Linked DNA regions of Mus musculus: region 2 is linked to region 1. The links are chromatin loops, found by intact Hi-C in ENCODE. Cell type or tissue: gastrocnemius. All regions are shown on one strand. Each heading gives the region's core, and the rest is flanking DNA. Links, peaks and the distances in the headings are about the cores only.

Region 1 (5,912 bases), core at 234-2,733:
CAGAACCTTTGGATGGTTTTTCTGGAAACCAGTGGTGTTTGTAATGATCTGTGGAAAAAAACAAGAGGAAGATGCGCCGTTAGAAAGCATTCTCTGATGTTTACCACAAGGGGAGGATGAGGGGAGAGGGCTGGGGAGGAGACTTCCTCTTCTCAGCGACAGTATTTAAGAGCCTCTCCTTAAACTCCCCCTGCCACTTAGAAAGATTCCTGGGTCCTTTCCAAGTTTTTGTACACTGGAAAGCAGCCCCAGAGCTTTCAGGTAGATGCTCTATGGTGGTCATGGATATTTTTGGCACAATCCTGTTTAAGGCAGGAAGGGCTAGCAAGAACCGGCAGGGCCTCTGACGACCAAGGCACTGAAATTTCAAAGCCGGTAGGTAAGCGGCCAATGTTGTTGGTTGCCCAACAAGTCACAAGGCCTCTCATCCCTTCCGCATCAGAAGAGTTTTGAGATCTTTAGCAAAGGTAAGGGGATAAAAAATGGTTTTGTTTTGATGAAACAGCTGTTGGTCCTCAGATCTGTGCCAACATGTTGAGAGATGGCTATCGCAGCCCAAGGCAACCAACCAGTTATAACAGCTGCGGACAGAGGCTAAAGGGTGGCTTATCACTCCTCCACCTCCGTCCCTCACACCCTGCCTCCATAACACACACACCCCCTCCCCGCCCTCGCAGTTGGCTAGGCTACCAGGCTCTTTTCTGTACTACAATAGGTGGCAGATGGTGAAGAGGGACCAAAAAAGAAAAAATACAAAGGGGGCCCAGATTACAACTTGCAGCGGGTAAACACGCGGCAGAATGGGCCTGTATGATGACAGGCTCAGGACTATACAGCAACAGTGGCTAGGACTCAAGAGTTGTCTAGAAAGTTCAATTGCGCATAAAAGTCGCACAGCTTGGCCTGGCTTCACATCCCCTGAGGGTCTGTTGTTCTCCAAGATTCGGAGATAAGGGTGAGCTCGGACTCTGAATACACACACACACTGACTTTTCTCATGGTGTTGTCAGGGTCTCAGAATGTACTCAAGGAAGAGGGTCGGAGCCTCGGGAGCGAGGCGGGGACTGGAGGGCTGGGAGACGGGGACTTAACCGAAGGGACAGAGGACCATCAGTGGCCTCAGAGATTAATTAGAGAAAGACATCTGAGACCCGGAGTTGTTCGCGTAGGGGTCCCCGTCACAGAACAGTGATAAAGACACCCCAGGCAAGAAGTGGCCGCGCCCGAGTGGTTCCAAGACCCCGACGTGTGCTCACCGGTCAGTGCGTCCTGGAGCGCCCTACTGAAAACCTTGAGTCTCTGCTCGCTCACGCAGCCCCGAGTCCTCAGGAGACTGGAGAGGAAACCCACGGCGGCGGCGATCTCCGGGAGCATGTCGGTTCTCTTCCCGTGGCTCATACCGGTGGCTGAGGAAGTAGCTGTATTAGAACGATGATGACGGTCTGGCCACCTCTCGGGCTCTGCCCGGACTTTCCCCGGGCTGCGCCTTTCATACCACTCGGGGAGGCGGGGAGCCGTCGGTGGCGCCCATTGGCCGACGCTGGCGGATGGGGGCGTGCCCCTCCGGTGTCTCGCCTCTCCCCTCCGCCTGCGCCCGCCCCTCTCCGCCCCGCCCGCCAGCTCGCCCGCGCCTCCCAGGCGCTGAGGTCATCGCTCACTGACGTCATTATTGGGAACAAGCACCGGACTCCCGTGCTGTGGGAGGCAGGCGGGAGAGGGCCTTGGACCTGGGCAGAGGAAGCGCGCTACACCGGGCATGCCCGGACGTCGTCTCTGCACAGCGCCAAAACCCAGGTTGCCTGCTGCCTCCTCCAGGATGCCCTCGCCGATGTTATTTCTCCCATGTCTCCTGACAGACACTGACAGAGCCGTTCACCCCCCTACCTGAACATCTCTGCCACTCATCCCCCCAGCTGATCAAAACGGGTTCCTCGTGTTTTCAGCAATGGGGATTGTATTCTTTTTGCTTCCATAATAATTCCACCTCCCCCAACAAATTCTGCTCTTCCTCTTCTGTAATTGCCTAAAAGTAATCAGCTCTCACTGTTTGGTGGGAGGAGTGTCGAGGAGAGTATTTTCTGTCCGTAGGGTTATTTTTCCAGCACTCACTTTCCTTTAAATGGCAGTGTCTGTGTGTGTGTGTGTGTGTGTGTGTGTGTGTGTGTGTGTGTGTGTGTGTGTGTGTGTGTTTAAGTAATCTGGTGTGAATTGTACAAAGTTTTCCATCAGTTCCCTGCCCCTCCCTCTTCCCTGATTGTTTTCCTTCCTTTTTGTGCACTGAGGCTTTTGTAAACACTAGCTCCCCAGAGGAAAGGCTTCAGGTCTGGCTTGTCTACACGCAGGGGCTCAGGGACTGGTGCCAGGAAGCTAGGCAGACTACTGAGTGGGGCAACTTGTCACCCACATCTCTGAGCCCTGCACAGGATGGGGCCTGAATTTAGCGCCATGGCTTGTGTAAAATCCTGTTTTCCCTGAGTTCTAAGCCAGGCTTCTCTCCCTGTATCCCTGGTCTGAGCCACCAGCTTCCCTACCTGGATCCTCTGTATCCACCCTACCCCATTTCCCTCTTCCCTTTTCTCTCCACTGTCTGTTTTGCTGCTTGTTTTTCTTCAGTGGACTTCCCATCAATACTTCTGTCCCTTTTCCCACATGCTCTATCCCTCCCTCTAAATGTCTAGTGCTCCCTCTAAAGCTACCTCCCTCCCTGTTCCCCCTTTCAGACAAAGCTACTGATCACTGTCCCTATAGCACCCAGACCCTCTTTTTGCTTCCTCAGACCTGGTCCCAAGACTGTTGGCTTCTTCATCCCTAAATAATCTCAGTGGGTTCCTTCCCCTCCCATGCCCAAAGCACCTTCCCGGAAAGAGTCTTTTTCTAAAGTGTCCATCTGCTTGCTCTTGCCTTGCTCAAACCATCTGAGACAACCCCTCCCCCCCTTGCCAGGTTGCCTGGACTCATTTGCCTGACCAGCAAGACATTTCATCATTTTCTACAAACGACCTACCTTTGTAGGTTCCTACCACTTTGTACTATAGGGTCCCTTTCGTCACTGTCAGAAGACAGTATCACGACAGCTCTGCCATCTGGGTCACAGAATTTCCCCCACTATTCACTTGTCTATAACATGGCCCTTATCTCACACACCATGGCTGTGTCTTTAACTCGGAGTACCTTCCTACCTCTTAGCCGCCAATGCATACTCCTGCAGATCCCTGAAACTTCACCTTGAAAACACATGCCATCCTCCCAATGCTGAACTGATGTTACCCCTGTGGTCACTTAGCTCATCACAAACTGGGGATCCTCCTGCCTCAGCCTTACAAGCAGGACCTCTCCCCCTGGCCCAGCATCAGTTTACAAGGGACTTGGGAGTGGGCTACTATGTTGTATGCCTCATATTTCCCGGACACCTCTCATTTTGAATGTTCTTCCTTCTGTTTCTCGGGGTGAATCAAAATGCCCTGGGACTCTAGCAATCTGGCATTAAACACACCCCTGGATGGCTTCTTCACTGCCCCTCCTCTAGGGCTGGGACAGGAAGGGTGAGGTGATTATTCCTGCTTTTTTTTTTTTTTAAACAGGAAGCAGGGCTGACCTTGTAGAAAGGTAACCTAGATGCAATGAACCAGAGAGGTCAGCTGTCAGCAAGGCCAGAATTGACCAAGGCTAGCCACCAAGGAAGGCAGCCGAATAGGTCAAAGCGCACAAGCCTGATCTGACTGGTTTGTTCAGTTCCTGAATTTGACACTCTTACTGTCATCTCCCAGAGTCTTTGGCTCGGGTTTGGTGTTCTGGGCCTAACATCCTATAACCAGATTAATGGAAAAAAGCTTTCTGCAACCCAAAACATCAGCCTTGTTTTTCTTTAACTCAAACATGCCCCTATGTGTATGTTCACATCTCTCTGCAGTTTATGCAGTGACCACTCAGTAGAGCCAGGACAGGATATAGCTTGCAGATTACAAATGTGGTGTTGTTGTCATTGGCTTCCCCAGTCCCTGCTGCTTGGCCACACAGGTAAGGTGTCCCCAACCCTGAAATCAATTCTAAGGCTAGGTGTGGTAGTAGCAATCACCTTTAATCACAGTACTCAGAGAGGCAGGGGCCAACCTGGTCTACCTGCAGAGTTCTAGGCCAGTCAGAGCTACACCTTGAAACCGTGTTACAAAACAAACAATTCTAGAACTTAAGTCCTGATTTGGGGGTGCTGCTGCAGCGTGGTATTATCCGCTGGGTTTCTGCAGAGACACCATTAGATTGTACTCTGATGCTGTAGTGCACCGTGCTCCCCAAGAACCAAAGGCAGGCCTCCTCCTTCCCGGCTTCTCTTCTCCTGAGCCTACAGAGTGGCTTAACTATCTTACTCTCAACATTCCCAAGTCACCACACAGAAGCAACATCTCCAAATCAGGATTTAAGTTCTAGAATCTTTTACTTTGTTTGTTTGTTTGTTTTGAAACATGTTCAACATGGCGAGCCTGGAACTCCATTGGTAGACCAGCTGGCCCCTGCCTCTCTGAGCACTGGAATTAAAGGTGTTGGCTGCCACTTAGGACTTAGGACTGATTTCTGATAGCATCAAATACATTACTTGAGTCCTAATTTTTAAAGAAATTCCTTTAAACTGCCTTTTAGTTGATGATAGCACCAGCTGTGGTGGCACACACTTTTAGCCCCAGCGCTGGGGAAACAGAGGAAGGCAGGTGTCTGTGAGTTCAAGGCCAGCCTGGTCTGCATAGAAGATTTTATACCACCTAGGGTTACATGGTGAGATCTGATCTCAAACATCAACAAAAACTAAACAAAGGGGGAAAGCTGGTCTAAGTTGATGGGAACGGGCAGAAGCTTCAAAGTAAAGGTGTCACTCCTCTTCTCTTCCAGGTCGCCACTGCCTCCTGTCCTTGGAGTGTTTTGGACACCAGAATAAGGAGAACGGCTCCGCTCTACCTCACCCTCTCTACCTCCTGCCATTCCTGCTTATGTCTTCTTCCCCATTCTTTTATTTATTCTTCTACCTGCATCTATGGGTTGTGTGGTGAGCATAAATGCTGACACACTGTGCTGACTATGACTCCATAGTTCAAGTCACTGGTGCCTCGGTGATAGCAGAGGTGAGGATGACCTTGGCTCTACACTTTATCTGCACCAGAAACTTCAATGCCATGTGATCCCAGATCTTCTTTTCCTCTGCTCTCAGTTCAGCATTCCATCCATTTGTCTGGCCTACCGGTGTGGATCATTGGAGAATGACATGACATTCCAAACTGCCCTCCTTAGGCCAAGGGACTCTGTCCTTCTGTCCCGGCCTTGTCTGTGAGGAAATCACACAGCTTCCTTGTTAGAAGCCACTAGTGGTATGTACTTCTGTGGGGGGCCTTGGGGCCTTGGCTCGGTTGTCAAGGTTACCTCTCCGTTCTTACCACATGTGGAAACCTGAGGCAAACTCGGTGGCTCTGCTGGCAGAGGCCGGGCTGAGCTATTCTGGGAGAATGACTTCAGCTCCCTCCCACACGGCACTATGTGTGATTCTGTTGGTCTCTCTGTGTATCAGTGTGGGCAGGAGGGTGGTATTTATAATTGAGTGAGTGTACGTATTAAAGTGTATGCGTGAGCTGGAGTTTGGCGGGAGTGAGGGAGTACAGGGTTGCTGTGTCCTGGTGTCTGGTGAAGCCTGCTCTTTGAAAGGGACTGGCCTTGGGGTGGGGGTGCTGAGTTTGCCTGGGTGTAGCTGCTGCAGATGCTAATTTGATCTCACTTCCCGACATCAACATCGCTAGCACCTTGCTATGCTGCCCAGAGCTGATAAGGCACATCACCAGGGTGGACCAGCTGCCTCTTCACCCCTCCTTAAGCAGACCGGAAGTACTGATGAATCCTTCCACACATCTCTACAAAGGGGGCTCTGCCCACTT
Region 2 (2,500 bases), core at 1-2,500, 950 kb before region 1:
CCCAGCGGTTAGATGATCCTCTCGGCTTCACCCCAAAAGGAACTGAAGCCCGAAGTAACTTATTTGCATACTCGGACCTCCTGCTACTATGAAAAAAACGACTCATTGCTAATTACGTTTTCCTAAAGCTTTTAGGATTAAGAAACCAGTTACTGCCAGACACAAGTAATAAGATGTTGTGGGGGCGTAAACAGTAAAAACTCTTGGTTTCAGGGAAGAAAGAGCTTGTTCCTTGCTCAACAAGTCATGAGGATCAGCTGACCCTCCCCCAGGGCAGCAAGATTCTCCTCCTTAGTGTAACCACTACGCTCTGTGATAGCCACTTGGTCTTTGCATTGTGGATTAAAATGAGAATAAGAAAGTGAACTAAAGACCAGGCATGGTGGTGCATGCCTTTAATCTCTTTGCTGGAGAGGAAGAGACAGAACTAATAAGTTCAAGGCCAGCCTGGTCTACATCGCCAGTTCCAAACAGTCAGGGCTCTGTAGAGAGACCCGGCCTCAAATAAACAAATAAATAGATAAGTAAGAAAAGAAAAAAATAAAAATAAAAAAGGAAGAAAGAAACCAAACTAGTAAGAGATAAATCAGCCAGTACTTGGTTGGAAGGCCGAGGCAGAAAGATTGTGGTTAGTTTGAGGCCAGCCTGAGCTTCATAGTAAAATCTGTTTCAAACAAACAAAATCCTCCCCTTATTACAGTAATTAAAATTAATCAGCCAATATTTTTCAGAGGACAAAAGTCACCAATGTGTTATCCTTCGCCGGATGCTCTACTCTGTGGCTCTTGTTACTGAGGAAATAAGTGAATTGAACGCGCTGTTTCTGAGTTAGTTAACAGTTATCTTCCCACCTGTGACTTCAGCTTGCTAGTAACACCGCGTTTTTCTTTCTGAGGGGTATTTTGTCAAATGGACCCTGAAAGATGTCCAAATTAGATCACAGGCAATGCTAGAGACTTAGAAATCCTAAAGCAGAGGGGACAGGAATGTGTGAGTGATTCAGTTTCACTATGATTCACTAGGGATGATGTGTGTCTTAGCACCAGGCGAGTTGGTTATACAGCACTGCCTACATCGTTTCACTCCAGTCTTCCTACGCCCTTAATAGGAGAAGACCGATACACGTGTCAGATAAGCGGATAATTTGCCTAGCAATCGGATCCATAAAAAAGGGCTCGGGAGAATTCTCGGGTTCTCTTGAAACCCACTCACCTCCCCAGCCATTCCCTTTGACCTAGAGGGTGGGGCGCGGAGTCTCCTAGGAGACCAGAATGAACTGACTGCGCAAGCGTACATCCTAGGTCCGGCTGATGCAACTCGCCGCGTGCGAGCCCCGCTCTACCCCGAGTAAGGAAGCCGACAGGGACCACAGACGCGGCCAATCAGAGGCCACGCACGAGGGTGAGGCAAGTCCGCCTCTCGGGAGGCAAGGGTGGGGGTTCGGCGAATGACGTGAGGCGCCGCTGGGCGGTAGGGAGTAGACGCCCTCGGTCCTCCGTCTCGCCCTGCAGCTTCCGGGTGTGCGGCTGCGGCCATTTTGAGCTTCGCTTCTTTGCGCCCTCGCCTGCCACCCAGCCACCCTTTCCGCCTTGGCGTTTCGCGCCTCCGTGCGGGCCACCGGAAACGCCGCCGTCGTCTCCGTCGCCGCCGCGCGAGGGAGGGTCTTCTCTATGGTGGAGCGATCTCACACGGCCTAGGACGTCTCCTTCCCTAGCCGGGATGGACCTAACCGCGGTCGCCACCGCTTGCGCGGGCCTCTGGGCCGTCCGGTGCAGCACTCGTTGCGGAAGCCGCCGCTCTCTGGGCCTCCTCTGCCGGCGCGGGAATCGGACTGCAGTACCCACTCCGTGGCTGGGCAAGGCGGAGACTGTGTAGACCTCGGATCCAGCCTGCGCTGACGCCGCTGAGCTCTGTCCTCCTCCTGTCTGAGAAGCCGCCAAGGAAAGGAGATGGAGACAGGAACGCACAGGGCCCGGAAGCGGCCTGGCCCTCGGCTGGGCTCCTGGTTCCGGCTGCCCTTCCTTCGGCGATCGCACGCCTGCTCTTCGGAGTTCCCGCCGCCTTCCTCTCGACAAAATCCCGGGAACTCCGCTCTGCCCGAGCGTCGGACCAGGTACTGGACCAAATTGCTTTCTCAGCTCCTTGCCCTGCTCCCTAGCCTATTCCAGAAGCTGCTGCTTTGGAGCCAGCTTTTCGGGGGCCTGATTCCTACCAGATGGCTAGATTTTGCCGCAAGTTACAGCGCCCTGAGAGCTTTGAGAGGACGGGAGGAATCTGCCGCTCCCACGGTGCAGAAGTCTCTGAGTTCACTGCGGCTGGACTCTTCGGAAGACTTGGTTGTCAGTTCTCTTGATTGGCTAGAGGAGGGACTCCAGTGGCAGTGCTCGTCCTCAGACCTGGAGTTAAAACTCAAGGCCCAGGAAAGAGCTTTAGACTCTGCAGCGCCCACTTTCCTCCTGGAGCAGCAGCTGTGGGGAGTGGAGTTGCTGCCCAGTAGCCT

The links. A loop is a pair of places that touch in the nucleus more often than their neighbours do. Peaks named below come from ENCODE experiments on the same cell type or tissue, not always from the same donor. Only the 100,000 strongest peaks of a DNase experiment are listed, where the experiment ranks them.
Region 2: it touches region 1 in a loop (3-fold over the local background); 1 of 42 quality-filtered maps calls a loop at or near these places.

Annotation. Positions count from the first base shown.
Region 1 is chr1:134,077,656-134,083,567 of GRCm38, forward strand. It overlaps Btg2 (BTG anti-proliferation factor 2), which reads right to left and starts at 1,500. Exons shown (of 2, transcript NM_007570.2): 1 at 1,257-1,500; 2 at 1-48. The coding sequence starts at 1,398. Gm31974 (a long non-coding RNA gene) reads left to right here and starts at 4,801. Exons shown (of 2, transcript XR_878547.1): 1 at 4,801-5,354. In gastrocnemius, for the core only: no CTCF peak of the experiment used is centred there; DNase peaks (open chromatin) are centred at 325, 687, 1,576 and 2,358; H3K4me3 peaks cover 2,077 bases; H3K27ac peaks cover 2,417 bases.
Region 2 is chr1:133,129,798-133,132,297 of GRCm38, forward strand. Ppp1r15b (protein phosphatase 1, regulatory subunit 15B) reads left to right here and starts at 1,369. Exons shown (of 2, transcript NM_133819.3): 1 at 1,369-2,500. The coding sequence starts at 1,950. In gastrocnemius, for the core only: no CTCF peak of the experiment used is centred there; DNase peaks (open chromatin) are centred at 1,412 and 2,284; H3K4me3 peaks cover 2,352 bases; H3K27ac peaks cover 2,500 bases.